2 separate regions of the Homo sapiens genome follow, and region 1 is linked to region 2. Evidence: chromatin loops called from intact Hi-C (ENCODE). Cell type or tissue: ascending aorta. All regions are shown on one strand. Each heading gives the region's core, and the rest is flanking DNA. Links, peaks and the distances in the headings are about the cores only. Region 1 overlaps PLS3 (plastin 3). Region 2 overlaps PLS3 (plastin 3).

Region 1 (8,497 bases), core at 133-8,132, 66 kb after region 2:
TTTCTTCAGAAAATAAGAACTAGCGTTAGACTTTGGAAGGAACTAAATTGTTTTCCTTAACAGAATTACCATTTTTAACTTTATTAACATTACATATGCAATTTCAAAAGTCTAATTCATTAAATCAATTCCTCTCAAAATCCTAGAACAGTTTTTGTAGTTATAGACAAGCTTCTTTTAAAAATTAACATGGAAAGGAACAAGCCTTAGAACATCTAAAACTGTTGAAAAATAAGGTGAATAGACTCCACCTGGCATTAAGTCAGACTATGTAGCTACAGTAATCAAGACAGTGTGATACTGACAGAGCAACAGATACTCAAAACAACGGAACAGAAGAGAACCCAGAAACAGATTTACACAAATATATTCAATGATTTTTCACAAGGGTGCAAAAAACCATGTCAGTAGACGAGGACAAACACAGTCCAAAACAAAAAATAAGAAACTTCAACCCAAACTTCACACCTTACACAAAAGTTAGCTCAAAACAGATCACAGACCTAAATGTAAAACATAAAACTATAAAACTTTAGGGGGGAAAGAGAAATTCTTCAGGAACCTGATTTGATGAAGAGTTCTCGGACATGACACCAAAAATCAATCCATAAAAGGAAATACTGATAAAGTGGGCCTCACCAAATAAATCCTTTTGTTCTATGAAAGATTCTGTTCAGAAGATGAAAAGATAAGCTACAGGCGAGGAGAAAATATTTGTATGCCACATATCTGATAAAGAATTAGACTCTAGAATACATAAAGACCTCTTAAAATTCCACAACAGTAAAAACACAAATAATCCAATTAGAAAACAGACAAAAGGGCCAGGCATGGTGGCTCATGTCTGTAATCCCAGCACAGTAGGAGGCCAAGGGCGGAGTACTGCTTGAGGCCAGACGTTTCACATCAGCCTGGGCAATATAACAAGACCCCAACTCTACAAAAAATAAAATGGTGGTGTGCACCTGTAGTCCCAGCTACTTGGGAGGCTTAGGCAGGAGAATCACTTGAGCCCAGGATGTTGACGCTGCAGCGAGCCGTGATTGCGCCACTGCACTCCAGCCCGGGCAACAGAGCAAGACCCTGTCTCAAAAATGAAAGAAAATAGGTAAAAGACATGAACAGACATTTCACTGAAGAGGGCAAACAGATGGGAAATAAGTGCATAAAAAATGTTAAACATCATTAGTTATTATGAAACTGAAAATGCAACTACAATGAGCTATCACTACACACCTATCAGAATGGCTAAAATGAAAAACAGTGACACCACCAAAGGCTGGCAAGGATGTGGAAAAACTGGATCACTCATACATTGCTGGTGGAAGCACACAATGGTACAGTCACTCTGGGCAAACACTTTGGCAATTTCTTATAAAATTAAACATGCAACTCTCATACAACTCAGCATTTGCACTCTTCCGGCATTAATCCCAGAGAAACGAAAACTGAAGTTCACACTAACACCTGTATACAAATACTTGTGATAACTAAAAAACTGGAAATGGCCCAGATATCCTTCAATGGGTGAATGGTTAAATAAACTTTGTTACATACACACCATGGAATACTATTCAACAATGAAAAGGAACGAGGTATTGACATACACAACAACTTAGGTTGAATCTCTAAGAGAATTACGCTCAGAGAAAAAAAGCTAATTCCCAAAGGCTACATACTATATATCATTCCATTTATATAATATTTTTAAATGACAAAATTATAGACATGGAGAACAGATTAGTGGTTTCCTGGGGTCAAAAATGGAGGTCAGGGGAGGAAGGAGGTGTGTGTTGTTATCAAAGGACAATAAAAGGGATTCTACTGGTAATGAAACTCATTTGCCTCTTGTCTGTATCAGTGTCAACATTGTGGTTTTGCTATTGTACTATGGTTTTTTAAGAGTTTACCATTGGAAGAAACTGGGTAAAGGTACACAGGATCTCTTTGTGCCATTTCTTACAAGTAGGTGTGAATCTACAATTATCTCAAAATAAAAAGTTTAATTAAAAAATCTAATTCAGAATTAAACACAGAATATAGTATAATTAAATTAATAGGGAAAATGAAGAACATTTACTTGTATTAATTCTATATCCTGCTTTAAACATTATTCCCACTTTATCTTTTTTTTTTTTTTTTTTTTTTTGTGCAGTGGCGTGATCTCGGCTCACTGCAAGCTCCGTCTCCCGGGTTCACGCCATTCTTCTGCCTCAGCCTCCCGAGTAGCTGGGACTACAGGCGCCCGCCACCACGCCAGTCTAATTTTTTGTATTTTTAGTAGGGACGAGGTTTCACCGTGTTAGCCAGGATGGTCTCGATCTCCTAACCTCGTGATCCGCCTGCCTCAGCCTCCCAAAGTGCTGGGATTACAGGCGTGAGCCACCACGCCTAGCTTTATCTTTTCAAAACTTTTTTGACATAACTTCTGACACAATATTCTTAGCATATATAGTCAGTTCATGACTCCACTAGAGTGTTTGATCTGGGTGAAAGTTATTTTTTTCTGTTCAATACCAAAATAAAAAGGAGTTGTCATAAAGGAAAATTTCAGGGCTGAAACACATCAATGTATGATGATTTAGGTATCTGTTATTAGAAATATTTTTTACTTGTTCAAGTGACACTTCTCCCCAAACATTCACATGGATACTCCTTGATTTCCTTCATATCTTGCCTGAAATATCTCCCTCTCAGTAATGCCTTCTGTGACCACATATTTTGAAATGGCAATACCCTTCTTCCCACTTCCTATACCATTAATCTTACTTTTTCTCCATAACACATTAGCATATAATATATAAAATCATTGTTTATTTTCTATCTCTCCCCTAGTAGGATGTAAGCTTCATAAAGACGGTGATTTTTGTCTGTTTCATTGACGGCTGTAATCCCCAGTGCCTAGAATAGTATCTGACATATATAAGGTGCTCGGTAAGTACTTGAATAAGTCAATGAATAGATGAATGAAATGGACATTTTTTTTTCTAGGCAAGGAGTAATACAGAGAGGAAACACTGACTCTGAGAATGATAAAATCCAGTTTAGAAGAAATCAGGAGTGGGCCAGGCATGGTGGTTTACTCCTGTAATCCCAGCACTTTTAGAGGCCGAGGCGGGAGGATCAGTTTAGGTCAGGAGTTCCAGATCAGCCTGGCCAACATGGCGAAACCCCATCTCTACAAAAAACACAAAAATTATCCAGACGTGGTGGTGCACGCCTGTAATCCCAGCTACTTGGGGAGCTGAGGCACGAGAACTGCTTGAACCTGGGAGGCAGAGGCTGCAGTGAGCCGAGATCACGGGACTACTCTCCAGCCTGGGCAACAGAGCAAGATTCCGTCTCAATTAAAAAAAAAATCAGGAGTGATAAACCCTATAATGTATATTCAATATACTGGAATTAGAGTTTTCAAAAACTTTTGGATATATTACATACAATATAGGAAACTCTTTATGATCAGTGTTTAGGATTGAAGTTTTGTCAGCATGTGACTACTCTGGGTTGAATATGACCTAGAAAAATAGCTTACCACTGTAAAGCTATTGCTAATGCATTTCCATTAGCTAGGGAAGAGCTTGTCAGACTCAAAGCAAGTTGCTTTAGTCATGGGTGATATGAGTTTCAGAGAGTTCATGGTAACTTTATTGAGATAGCATTTGTCATTTTATTAATCTCTGAAAGAAATTAAGTGTAGATACAAACTGATTCAGGGAAGAGGCACTGCTACTAAACAAAGTTGACCCTGGACATGGAGTTTAAATATATAGTGAGAAGAATGATGGATCAGTTCCATTACTACAATCTGGGTCTCCAGTGATGGCGACCTGATCCTCCACCATTGTCCTGGAGCACTCTATGCTGAGGCAAGCCAAAATCAGACTTCAGTTGCCTCCTTTGTAAAAATCAGTAGGTGGATTAGACTCAGCTCTTCAAACGATGGCACACTGTTTTATTTATGTTAGTGTGCCAGGCACATTGTTAATAATTAGCAAAGGCCTATTAAATACGCAGGAAGTTCTAAATGGGACTCCAGAAAGTTGCACCTTTTTTTTGACTTAACTCCAGCCCACCTTTCTCAGGGAAGCCTATCCTTTCCTAAAGGATCTGCAAGGTTCCGCCTGCCCATAAGAGTAAGGAGACTGGATCCCAAAAATTTCGCTGTGGGTTGAATCTGGAAAATAATGACAGAGTAAAGTTCTATGAGTCATTAGCTGTTTTGATCTGGTGAATCTGGGGTCAAGGGTGCTTAAAAGAATAATCTGAAATTGCAGGATATTATTTTATTTTATTTTTTTGAGACAGGATCTCTCTCACCCAAGCTGAAATACAGAGGCGTGATCACGGGATCAAGCAACCCTCCCACCTCAGCCTCCTGAGTAGCTGGGACTATAGGCGCACGCCACCATGCCTGGCTAATTTTGTTTTATTTTTAGTAGAGATGAGGTCTCGCTATGTTGCCCAGGCTGGTGTCAAACTCCTGAGCTCAAGTGATTCTCCTGTCTCGGCCTCCTAAAGTGCTGGGATTACAGGCATGAGCCGTCATTTCCGGCCTGGTGATTCTTTTAATCATCTTTTTATATTCCTTCATTCTCATATTCACCCCAAAAGGTCAAAAGATAAAGACTCCCTCAAACTTACTGTCAAAATACCTAAACGTAAAACACTAATGTCTTCTTAAAAATATTAAGTGTTAGAGGCTAATTTACTTATCATTATGGCCCTTTGTGAGTTTTGAATTTTGTTCTATATGGATATATTTCACACTTGAATAGTACATTTAAAAGTAAATATATTAGCTGTGCTCAATAATGCTTTTGGTTGATTGAACCCATTGCATTTCAAAGCATTTATCATGTACTTTTGTACTCCTTAATACTGCTTGCCTTTGCTCCTTAGTGTTCAAAAAATGTGATTAAACAAAACTGTGCTAAATGTTTATTATACAATAAGTTTTAGAAAAGATGATTATACAGCATTTACAGGCTTTCTATTATTCCAGTATAAATACTACTAAGGAAAACGTTATTGAGAACAAGTCGATGATAAGCCAATAAGCATCAGGAAACAAGAAAAAAAATAGCTAAACTTAGATAGAGGCCAGGCGCGGTGGCTCACGCCTGTAATCCCAGTACTTTGGGAGGCCGAGGCGGGTGGATCACGAGGTCAGGAGATTGAGACCATCCTGGCTAACACGGTGAAACCCCGTCTCTACTAAAAATACAAAAAATTAGCCAGGTGTGGTGGCGGGCGCCTGTAGTCCCAGCTACTTGGGAGGCTGAGGCAGGAGAATGGCGTGAACCCGGGAGGCGGAGCTTGCAGTGAGCCGAGATGGTGCCACTGCACTCCAGCCTGGGCAGCAGAGCCAGACTCCGTCTCAAGGAACAAAAAATAACAAAAAAACTTAGATGGAAAAATCGGTAGTGCTTAATCAAAGCAAGGATTTATATTAAGAGCAGAGTGGTAATAAGTGAAATGTTATCTTGTCAGCACCACCTCTAACTCATTAGGGGACTCATGGATAGACACTTAATGTTTGCATGTCCCATTATTTATGATAGCCATAGTGTAGAAACAACCCCAAATATCCATCGATGGACAAATGGATAAACAAAATATGGTGTACAATGAAATATTATCCAGCCATAAAAAGGAATAGAGTACTGATACTTGCTACAAGGTGTGTGAACCTTGAAAATGTTAGGCTAAGTGAAAGAAACTAGTCACAAAATACCACCTATTATATGACTCCATTTATATGTAATGTCCAGAACAGGGAACTCAATGGAGACAGGAAATAGTTCAGTGGTTGCTTAGGGTTGCAGGGGTAGAGTGCTGTGGAAGGTGATAGCTAAAGTGTATGGGGTTTCTTTCTGAGGTGATGAAAATGTTTGAAAATTGACTGGTGAAGGTTGCATGTTATCTGTGAATATACTAAAATCTATAAAAATAGATGGTATGGGGCCGGGCGCGGTGGCTCACGCCTATAATCCCAGTACTTTGGGAAGCCGAGGTGGGCGGATTACCTGAGGTCGGGAGTCTGAGACCAGCCTGACCAACATAGAGAAACCCTGTCTCTACTAAAAATACAAAATTAGCCAGGTGTGGTGGCACATGCCTGTAATCCCAGCTACTAGGGAGGCTGAGGCAGGAGAATCGCTTGAATCTGGGAGGCGGAGGTTACGGTGAGCCGAGATCGTGCCATTGCACTCCAGCCTGGGCAACAAGAGCGAAACTCTGTCTCAAAAAAAAAAAAAGTATGATATTATGTCTCAATAAAGCTGGCATAAAAGTCAAAATATTAATATGTCCCAATTTCTTCTTTGACTCTACAGTTTAGCAGTTCTCACAATGAAAACACTATCGATAACATTCACTCATAATATTCACTGAAAACAACTAAAACCTAAAGGAAAAATAAACTAAGGAAGCCATTTGTTTAGTCTTCTTACAGGCTCCCATCATTATGTATTTTATGCAATGTAATTCATAAATCACTGATTTCCTGATTAGATTTTCCCAATTCAATCGTTATCAGCAAGGAGCATTTATGGCCATCCATGTTTCACTCTTTCAAATATAAATATCAAGACCCGTTGTGTGCCAGGTGAACTGTGAAAGGAACTAGGAAAATGGGGCTTTTTCTCAGGGCTTATTTCCTTTCTCCCTAAAAGTACAGCTCTTTCCCATGGTACATGGCAGAAATTTATTGCTGCTCTTGAAGAAAACCATATACAGTGGTCACAGTACATGGCTTTGATGCTATCCCACCAAATGAAACAACTGTTAGATTTGAAATCCTACGTATTCCTGCTCAATTTGAATTCTGTGACAATGGGACAGGCAAGGTGGCTCATGCCTGTAATCCCAGCACTTTGCGAGGTCGAGGTGGGCAGATCGCTTGAGGCCAGGAGTTCGAGACCAGCCTGGTCAACACAGTGAAAACCCATCTCTACTAAAAAATACAAAAATTAGCCAGGCATGGTGGTGTGCACCATAATCCCAGGCACTTAAGAGGCTGAGGCGGGAGAATTGCTTGAACCTGGGACGCGGAGGTTGCAGTGAGCCGAAATCATGCCACTGCACTCCAGTCTGGGCAACAGAGCGATACTCCATCTCAAAAAATAAAAAAATAAAGTCTGTGGCCAGAAGTTCAAGGCAGGAAATTAAGGTGTCAGCTATACCTGTAGTTGCTTGCTATTATCCACGAGTCAAAATAAAACTTAACGGAATACTTTACTACAGAAAGTATAAGAGCTGCATGTGCAAGTAATGGTGAATAGATGTTTTTGGGGACTTCTGCATACATGAATATTTCCACAGCTGCAGAATCAACTACTGCAGAAGTACATGCTGGGCGCAACATCTACAATTTAGTAAAGCTGGAAAGAATTTTATTTTTGTAAAAACTAAATGGGGTGTGGCTCGTTTTCTTGCCAAAGGGCTATTTTATTCCAAGACACTGGTGTCTGCTGACCTTCATTTGTAGGCTGAGCAATGTTCTATTTAAGTAACATTAACTCATAGTGGGCTCTTTTTTGGTATGCAATAATTATTGCAAAGAAATAACAATGTTTAAATGAGATTTGTTCTTAGTTTAGATTTGATTATATTGGGTTATAAGTGAATTTCTTTGTTCACACAAGGTTTATATTTAGAAATTATTTTATGCTGAGAAAAAAGGCTGTATTTAAATTCATTTTCTTTTTTTTTCCTTTCTTTCTTTTTTCTTTTTTTTTTTTTTTTTGAGACGGAGTCTCACTCTTGTCACCCAGGCTGGAGTGCAATGGCGCAATCCCGGCTCACTGCAACCTCTGCCTCCCAGGTCCAAGCAATTCTCTCACCTCAGCCTCCCAAGTAGCTGGGATTACTTGCGCTTGCCACCACACTTGGCTAATTTTTGTATTTTTAGTAGAGACGGGGTTTCACCATGTTGGCCAGGCTGGTCTCGAACTCCTGACCACAGGTATCCACTTGCCTCGGCCTCCCTAATTGCTGGGATTACTGGCATGAACCACCGGGCACGGTCTAAATTCATTTTCTACATTTATGAATATTTTTAGGTTTCATGAGAACCAAGATTATTTTTGTGTCTTTCTGTTCTACTAGACTGGAGGAGTATCTTATCCGTCTTTGTAGCCCTAGCACCTAACAGTCTGCATTAAACTTATGGTAGTTGAATGAATAATGAAACCATTCCACAAATAGACTAATTAAGCAATTGTGCATGTTAGTATATTTGGTTAACTATTACTTCATCTGTAGTTTGTACCATCTTAATATATACTTAAGAACTTTGGGCACGTTTAAAAGTTTCCTTGAGTTTTACATCTATTTACCAATGGTCTATAAGCCTTCTTTTATACAACACTTACAGTTTCTAGATACTTATTAACCTTCCCTTCATTTTTACACAAATCTCTGCTTAGAGAATTTTTCCCCTTCTGCTAGCACCTACTAGATATATTCTAGTTTGCTTTTTTAAAATTTATTTTCT
Region 2 (8,497 bases), core at 102-8,101:
TGCCCAGTCATAATGAATGCTTTTCAGCATTATAGTGATCTTCATCAGCATTACAGAGAGAGATCTTTATTTTCAAATGAGCATGAAGATGTTCATAATTTTGTTCTGACAATTTTTTAATTCACTGACACTAAACGAGGCCGAAATCTGTGTGTCAGGCTTCCTATTTTTTAAAAAAGGGACTAACCATAGTTCTGCTGCCTAACTTGCAAGGAAGCATCTCCCACTTAACATCCAACATATATTCATTAATTAAACTCATTTCGGAGTGTAAATATAACATATTTCAAAAGTGTAGTTATCGACATATCCACTTATTAAACACAGTAAGGACTAAATCACAGACCTGTATGATAGTAAAGACTAAACAGCTAAAATTGTGTACTATACCTTCTCATCAGCTGCCAGACTAAAGCTAAAGTCAGGGTTTGGTTCCCATCATTCAGGTCTTGCCCTCCAATGCCAACCAGGGAGAATTTAGCAGGATGCTTCCCTAATTCAACAGCATAGTTGCAGTTTTCTAGCTGCAAAGGCACAAGAGTAAATGGTTAAAGACTTCCATTTGTTTAATCTGCATACGTGTGTGTGTGTCTTGTATAATGCTAGGTATCAGCACACAAAAACAAATAAGACACAGTTTTGTCCTCAAGAAGCTCAGCGTCAAGAGTTTTAGAAACAAAAGAAATTAATCGAGAATAAAAATACTCTAACAAATATATACAGCAACTTAATTATCTACCTTTTTCATGTTGGCTCCCAGTTTCGGGTATGGAGGTTTATTAACCTTACTCCAGTCAACAGGAACTTTAATTCGTTCATATAACTGTAAGATTACCAGGGCATCTTGCAGGTCACTAATGATTTAAAAATAATGTAATCAGTGTTTTCAGGAAGCTGGGACTTGACTTTCCTTAAAAACAGTAACACTACATTGTCAAACAAGATATATAAAACCATAAATAATACCCAAGACTCATATTTTCTATCAATCTGTGCTGAAAACAGAGCTAAGACCATCCCATTCATTTATAAGTATTTATTGAGAGCTTACTGTAAGCAAGGCACTGTTCTAGAGGCTGGGCCCACAGGACAAAAATCCCTGTCCTTGCATTAGAGTCAGAGAGATAGACAATAAACAAGTACATGGATAAACAAACAATACGGGGGGTATTGGTTTGTTGACAATAAACAAACAATTTTAGGGGTGTATGTAAGTGCTATTAAGAAAAAAAGGAACTAGGGTTAGGGGTTAGAGAGTAGCAGGTGGTAGTCAGGAAATCTTTGAATCAGTGACTGGAATACAGTAAGGATACGAGCCACTATATGCGAGCAAAGAACGTTCCAGGCTGAGAGAACAATGAACCAAAGTCCCTGAGTTGTTGTGGATGGTCTACTTAAAGGATTCCCTGGTCTCTGTTTCTTTCTTTTTTACCTTTCTTTTTTTTTCCCTCTTAGAGATAGGATCTCACTTTGTTGCCCAGGCTGGAGTACAGTGGCACAACCATAGCTCACTGAAGCCTCAAACTCCTGGGCTCAAGCAATGCCCCCACCTCAACCTCCCAAACAGCTGTTTCAAAATATAAAGTATTTGCTCCCTAGGGTACTATAAAGACATTTATATATTCTATCACTTACAGTTAACGATCATGTAAAGGAATACTTAAAGCTTTTGTGTATTTGGAAAATGATGATGGAAATCACCACTTGACATTTTCCAATATAAATAATAGCTACAAATTAATATCTAGAAAATCTTTAGAGCTGTCATTATTTAACATCCATTCATGACATTCGTAACTGTTTACAATAGCAGTAGGAAGGCTTACGCATAGAGATGGTTTACGTGAGGATTGACACCAAGAGAGTTCATCCAGTTACGGAAGGTTCTTTCTTCACGAGTTTCTCCTGTTAAGAATATTCACAAAATTTACTGATTCATTAAACACTTTATGTATGTGCATATAGTGCCAATACACATATTAGATTATTTTATCTCTCTATTCAGATCTAGAATTTTTCGATAATACGAGTTTCCAAGCATTCTTCTAAGTACATACATTCTCTCTAGGTACAGGCTTATTTTTAAAATTTGAATTTATTTTAAAATTAAAGAATACAACCTTATTCTAACCAGTTAAGCAATTTAGAGGTTTATGAACTTTTTATAGTCTCCTTCTCAAATCTTTCTCCAATATTTCCTCGAATCTGCATCCCTCAAAGTAACTGATGTTATCAGTTAAGTTACTGGTTTTATAGAAATATCAGTGGACACTCAATGAATTACTATTTGCATTATTTATTTATTTATTTATTTATTTATTTATTTTTGAGATGGAGGTTTGCTCTTGTTGCCTAAGCTGGAGTGCAATGGCACGATCTCAGCTCACTACAACCTCTGCCTCCCAGGTTCAAGGGATTCTCCTGCTTCAGCCTCCCGAGTATCTGGATTACAGGTGCGCACCACAATGCCTGCCTAATTTTTTGTATTTTTAGTGGAAACGGGGTTTCACCATGTTAGCCAGGCTGGTCTCGAACTCCTGACCTTAGGTGATCTGGCCACCTTGGCCTCCCAAAGTGCTGGGATTACAGTCGTGAGCCACCGCGCCTGGCTGCATTTCTTAATTTTTATAGACTACGCTTCACACATATATAATCTGGAAAAGGTAAACTCTGCCTTTCCAAAACTTAAAAAAAAATTAGTATATATTATCATTTGTTTCTTGAGGAGGTAAAGGTGAAAGGAGTTGGGGTTAGTTCCAGTTACATTGACTGTGGATGAATGAAACATAAATATATGCTAAATTTACAGGTCAAACTGAATGCATATGTGCACTTTTTCCTGGTGAGAGGATTAAAAAGTGGTCTAACCCTAAATATTAAAACTAAATACTGATTTACTAAGTGGCTTTACATTAAGCGACTCGACTACTTTTTATTTTTTTTATTTATTTTTTGAGATGGAGTCTTACTCTGTTGCCCAGGCTGGAGTGCAATAGCGCGATCTCGGCTCACTGTAACCTCCGTCTCCCAGATTCAAGTGATTCTCCTGCCTCAGCCTCCCGAGTAGCTGGGATTACAGGCATGTGCCACCACGCCCCAGCTAATTTTTTAATTTTTCGTAGAGACGGGGTTTCACCATGTTGGTCAGGCTGGTCTCAAACTACTGACCTCAGGTGATCCGCCCATGTCGGCCTCCCAAAGTGCTGGGATTACAGCTGTGAGCCACCGTGCCCGGCCTCGACTACTTTACTTTAAAAGTTCACTTGTATCGTACTTTCCTGCCAGTTTTTACTCAGCATCTGCCATCTACTTCTTGTAGATATAAAAAAACTTATTAAGTCTAGATTGTAAAATCATTGTGGCCTATGTATTTCTACTCTATAGTCCCACACATTCGAAATTGAGGTTTTTAGTTACCTTCTAATAGAGTCCAGTCAATATCCTGGTTCTCTGGCTTAGTTAGTGCTGGGTATTTATTAAACAGGTTAGCCACGAAAGCTAAGTTGAGTTTGGGGTTTCCACTGACAACATCAGCAGGGGTAACAAACTGTCTGCAACCTAATTTATCTGCTTGTTGAAGCATACTCTCAGCTCTCTTCAAATCATCTGTTTCCTGTTGAAACAAAATCGGAAGACTTTGTCAAAGGCCACACTAAAAATATAGAAAATTTCCCCACTGTCATAGTCTGGGTATACAGTTCTACTTTCTTTTAGCTAACATATGGTACTTATTATAAAATTGTTTTGAATGCAAAAAAAAAGGTTGGCCCTCTTGGAGATGCAGTACCTGTAATATACACTAGATGGCGCCAGATCACACAGCAAACTACTGAGTACATTTAACTAAATTGCATTAAGAAAGAAGTTACGTAAAAGGTTGGGGGAAACTCCCAGATTTTGTTTGAAAATCTGTAGAGAAAAATATACATTCACCATCTTCACTTTCTCTGGTTCCACTTTTCCTTTTTTCCTTCTCAATAGGAAAACAGCTTCAATTGTCCTTTTAAGCCACCTCAAGTTAAATATTCAGATATTTTCAGTAGAATTATGTTAAAATTTTTTTTCAAATGTACTTTATCTACAATGAATCTCAATTAATTATTAAATGTGAAAGGGTATTAACTGTAGTCCTACTTAAGTCTCCTTTAGAAAATGGTGTTCATTTTCTGTAAATTGTGGGTTCATTCTCTTCAACCTGGCTTATTTTATTTTATTTTGCTGATTTACTACTTTCTGCTTTGGAGTTTCTCCTTTTTTCTACTGGCTCTCAGCTGAACTTCACTGAGGCTTCTGGGTACTGTGCATTAAGTCAATGAGCTTCATGACAGAGTGGACTCCTTGGAACCCTGGAACCTCTGGGGCTGTGTTATGCAGCAGAAGGAACTAGAAAGGAGGGCACTGCTGGAGAGCGAGCTAGAGAGAGAGGAAGTTGTGCTGAGCTGTGGAAGTAGGCTTCCCTGGCTGAGGGAGAAGACAGACACCTTCATTCATGTCATGCTCAAATCCCAAGGGAAATGCTTGTGAACTGTTGCTTGAATTGAAGAGAAGCAGAGAATCTATTTCCACTGATTTCTTTTGAGCGTAGGGAGAATGGTGGAAGGCAAGACCAAGGATTAATCTCAGGGAATTGAAGGATTAAAAAAGTTAGGACGAAAGGAAGGGATTTTTTCCATTACAAAGACGAAGAGAAAAAAGTTAAATTGAAATAAAAAACAGGTAAAACTGTTCAGAGTTAAAATTAGGCCTTGGTTGGACGTGGTGGCTCACGCCTGTAATCCCAGCACTTTGGGAGGCCGAGGCAGAAGGATTGCTTGAGCCCAGGAGTTCGAAACCAGCCTGGCCAACATGGCGAAACCTCGTCTCTTAAAAAAAAAAAAAAAAAAAAAAGACCCTAAAGAAGGTGTAAAGCTGAAAAAGATGAAGGACACTGAAAACCATGAGAACAGCATGAGCAAAGGCACCTGGGTGGTGGTGGGAAGGAAGGTTGGGGTGGGGAACACAGACTTTTGGGGAAATAACACTGGCTAGATTTTAGAGCAAGATTTGTAGGGTGAGTGCCAAGCAGAACATTTCAGACTGAATTCTAGAGTCAACAGAAGAATCCTTGTCGGATTCTGAAGAGGGAAGAGACAAAAGAGTGTTTTAAGATCAATTGGAAAGGATTGACTAGAGAAGGGGTGTATCAGAATCGGTTAGCATACTGATGCCATTTACCCTGGTATCAGATCACATGGCTAGCCAACCCAGACAGCTCCCTTCTTGGACAAGATGGCCCCTCATCCCTACCAAGAGTGACCTGAGCTGAAGAGTTTTGCATTTAACATACAGACAGAAATATAAGCACACAAGTCAGTTACAAATTCAGTTCTGATAAGGGCAGCATAAAAATGGTTTAGCCACGTAAGGCACGGTGGCTCACACCTGTAATCCCAGCACTTTGGGAGGCCGAGGCGAGTGGATCACCTGAGGTCAGGAGTTCAAGACCAGCCTGGCCAACATGGTGAAACCCCATCTCTACTAAAAATATAAAACTAGCTGGGCATGGTGGTGGGCGCCTGTAATCGCAGCTACTCGGGAGGCTGAGGCAGGAGAATTGCTTGAACCCAGGAGATGGAGGTTGCAGTGAGCCGACACGGTGCCACTGCACTCCAGCCTCAGCAACAGAGTGAGACTCTGTCTCAAAAAAAAAAAAAAAAAAAAGAAAGAGAAGAAAAATGGTTTAGCCAATGTAATCCACTCCATCCTATGGCATAATAGGCTAGATATGTGGATTTTGTTAATTAGTAGCATGCATTCCATATCTAATGGGTACAAAAACCACAGATTCCTAGAAACTTGGGACTAAATAGTTCACTCTAACTCCTTACTTTATGGATGAACAAAGTGAAATCCAATTTTGAGAAGGAACTTGTCCAATGTCACTAAACAAATTAGTGACATAACCAGGGAACATGGTCTCTGAGAGTAATTCCCTAAATTAGATTTCATAGATTGGGAGTTTGTAAAACATAATCACATTACTCTCAACACAGGAATATGAATATATAGTCACTAAATCTATTACTGTGGTTATAATCCAAATACTTGGAAAAGGTTTTCATATAGTCACTAAATCTATTACTGTGGTTGTAATCCAAATACTTGGAAAAGGTTAGCTTCTAGTTACTTATTTCCCCATACTTGTTTTGAATATTTTATGCCATCCATATAAATCAATACCACAACAACGATGGAATTCACTAACAATCAAAATAAATCAAAGCTAGTTTTCTGGCCTCTGAATTACATGTACAGTAATACATTTTAAAATAATGCTTAAAATTGCCAACTCTACTTCATACGATTATAAAAATTATTGTACTTATAAGAAATTGACAATAATTTTGCAAGATTGTAGAATTCAAAAGAGCACTTATACTTACATTGAAACCTGACATGTTAATATCTATCCGTGGTTCACCTTCCTTTTGTCCTTTTGGTGCGATTTGATTGAGAAGATGGAAATAGGCTTTGGAATCCTACAAAGAATTGAAAATGTCAGTGAGATCACAGTTACAAGGAATGAATGTATCCTATTGTCCCATGTTTGGAAGGCTATTTGCATTGGATTTTTTGAGAATAAATGGCACAAATCTCTGCCTTTTAATTTAACAGGTGTTTTCCCCAGAAAAGTCCATCTATCTGCCTTATATCTGTCTTGCATATGGATGAACTGGATTTTGACATGACTTCGCAATTATTAAAGTCATCAATACAATAATGCTAATAAACATATAACCAGTTCTGTACCTTCACTGAATTACTGAAGTCAATAAGCTTGACAGACAAAACAAGCATTTAAAAAAGTAGGAGAGCAGAAATCCAGGAAGCATAGAAGAAAGAGAAAATAAACAGGTTATATCATTACAAAGCACAATGCATATACCACAACCTACGAAGAAGAGATTAGCTATGTTAAAGATGTATTTAATTGTAAATTTAAATGACAAAAGCATTAAATGGTAAACATTTTAGTTGCTAAAATAACACTGAACCCTCTATGATCTGAATGTACTTAACAAAACAAAGGTCTCTTTTCGTTTTAAACCCCTGGACTAAATCACTTGAATGTTGTTTTCTTAGAATCCCAATACATAAAACAATGGGGTTGGCTCACAGTCAACATGAATTCAGGTTGTGTGGACAACTCCACAAAACACAGCTTGAAAACTATTGTACTTGCACAAACGCTTATTAAGAACCTTTACACACGTGTCAAGTAAATTCCTGCATCTTTGGAATGCTAGAGGACCGGAATTTGAGTCAAGATTCCTTAATCCTGCCATATGTGAAGACCACCTTCCAGCTACGATATTAATAGTTTCCTGTTACTGGGCTTTGAAGGTCCAGACAGGCTATGAAGGAGTGTTTCTCATAGTCTATGTGCATACTAACCCCTGAGGAAGTTACTCAATATGTGAATTACTGAATCCAATTCCTGAGCTACCAAATATAAATGTCTGGGAGCTGCCCAGAAAGGTGCCTTTTAAACCAGTTACCCAGGTGAGTTTGAAACTTGGTGCCATAAATGATTCTAAGAATGGGGAAAATCAGGTAATTGAAAGCTATTTCAGAGCAATTCATAAAATGCCAACTCCGATTCTATCATTTGGGGGCATAGCATTTACCTCTTAAGGAATAGTGTACTACAATTGCGAAAGTGCTTTCACTTCCAATTACTTGCTAAAGCTACACAAACAATTTATAATAAACCTATGCTCTTGAGAAGAACAAGTAAAGAGCAGACCCAGCAAAATCTGTATTTACTACCCTGAAAAGGGCTTTACAGGTGAAAATTTGAACTTGAATACAGATAAACTGGAAGTTAGTTTTCACATTACCAAACAATTATTTCCTTTTTAAAAATATTGATGGCCGGGGGCGGTGACTCATGCCTGTAATCCCAGCACTTTGGGAGGCCGAGGTAGGCAGATCACGAGGTCAGGAGATCGAGACCATCCTGGCTAACACGGTGAAACCCCATGTCTACTAAAAATACAAAAAAAATTAGCCAGGCATGGTGGCGGGTGCCTGTAGTCCTAGCTACTCAGGAGGCTGAGGCAGGAGAATGGCGTGAACCTGGGAGGTGGAGCTTGCAGTGAGCCGAGATGGCGCCACTGCACTCCAGCCTGGGCGACAGAGCAAGACTCCATCTCAAAAAAAAAAATAAACAAAAAATAATTTAAAAAATAAAAAATAAAAAAATTCAAAGCAGGCTTCATTTACAAAAATAAGATTTTCTCTTTACATTTAAAATATATCCCACTACATAAAATCCATTTATGGTTGGCTTGCTGATTTTCAGGAACGCATCTAGTGCATGAAGCAAAATATACCTGGCTGGCCAGGTACCATGGCTCATGCCTGTAATCCCAGCATTTTAGGAGGCCGAGGTGGGAGGATCACTTGAGCCCAGGAGCTTGAGTCCAGCCTGGGCAACACAGTGAGACCCCATCTC

The links. Peaks named below come from ENCODE experiments on the same cell type or tissue, not always from the same donor. Only the 100,000 strongest peaks of a DNase experiment are listed, where the experiment ranks them.
Region 1: a loop joins it to region 2, with 3 times the contacts of the local background. A loop is called at or near these places in 31 of 110 quality-filtered maps.

The regions. Positions count from the first base shown.
Region 1 is chrX:115,572,344-115,580,840 of GRCh38, reverse strand. All of the region lies in intron 1 of PLS3 (plastin 3), which reads right to left. Among named protein-coding and RNA genes, the nearest start is that of PLS3-AS1, 14 kb to the right of the region's middle. RefSeq lists an enhancer at 1,065-1,638. In ascending aorta, for the core only: no CTCF peak of the experiment used is centred there; no DNase peak of the experiment used is centred there; H3K4me3 peaks cover 1,806 bases; H3K27ac peaks cover 7,491 bases.
Region 2 is chrX:115,638,429-115,646,925 of GRCh38, reverse strand. It overlaps PLS3 (plastin 3), which reads right to left. Exons shown (of 16, transcript NM_005032.7): 9 at 6,423-6,518; 10 at 3,418-3,613; 11 at 1,827-1,905; 12 at 740-854; 13 at 391-524. Among named protein-coding and RNA genes, the nearest start is that of PLS3-AS1, 80 kb to the right of the region's middle. In ascending aorta, for the core only: a CTCF peak has its summit at 3,789 (motif pointing right); a DNase peak (open chromatin) is centred at 3,798; H3K27ac peaks cover 4,293 bases.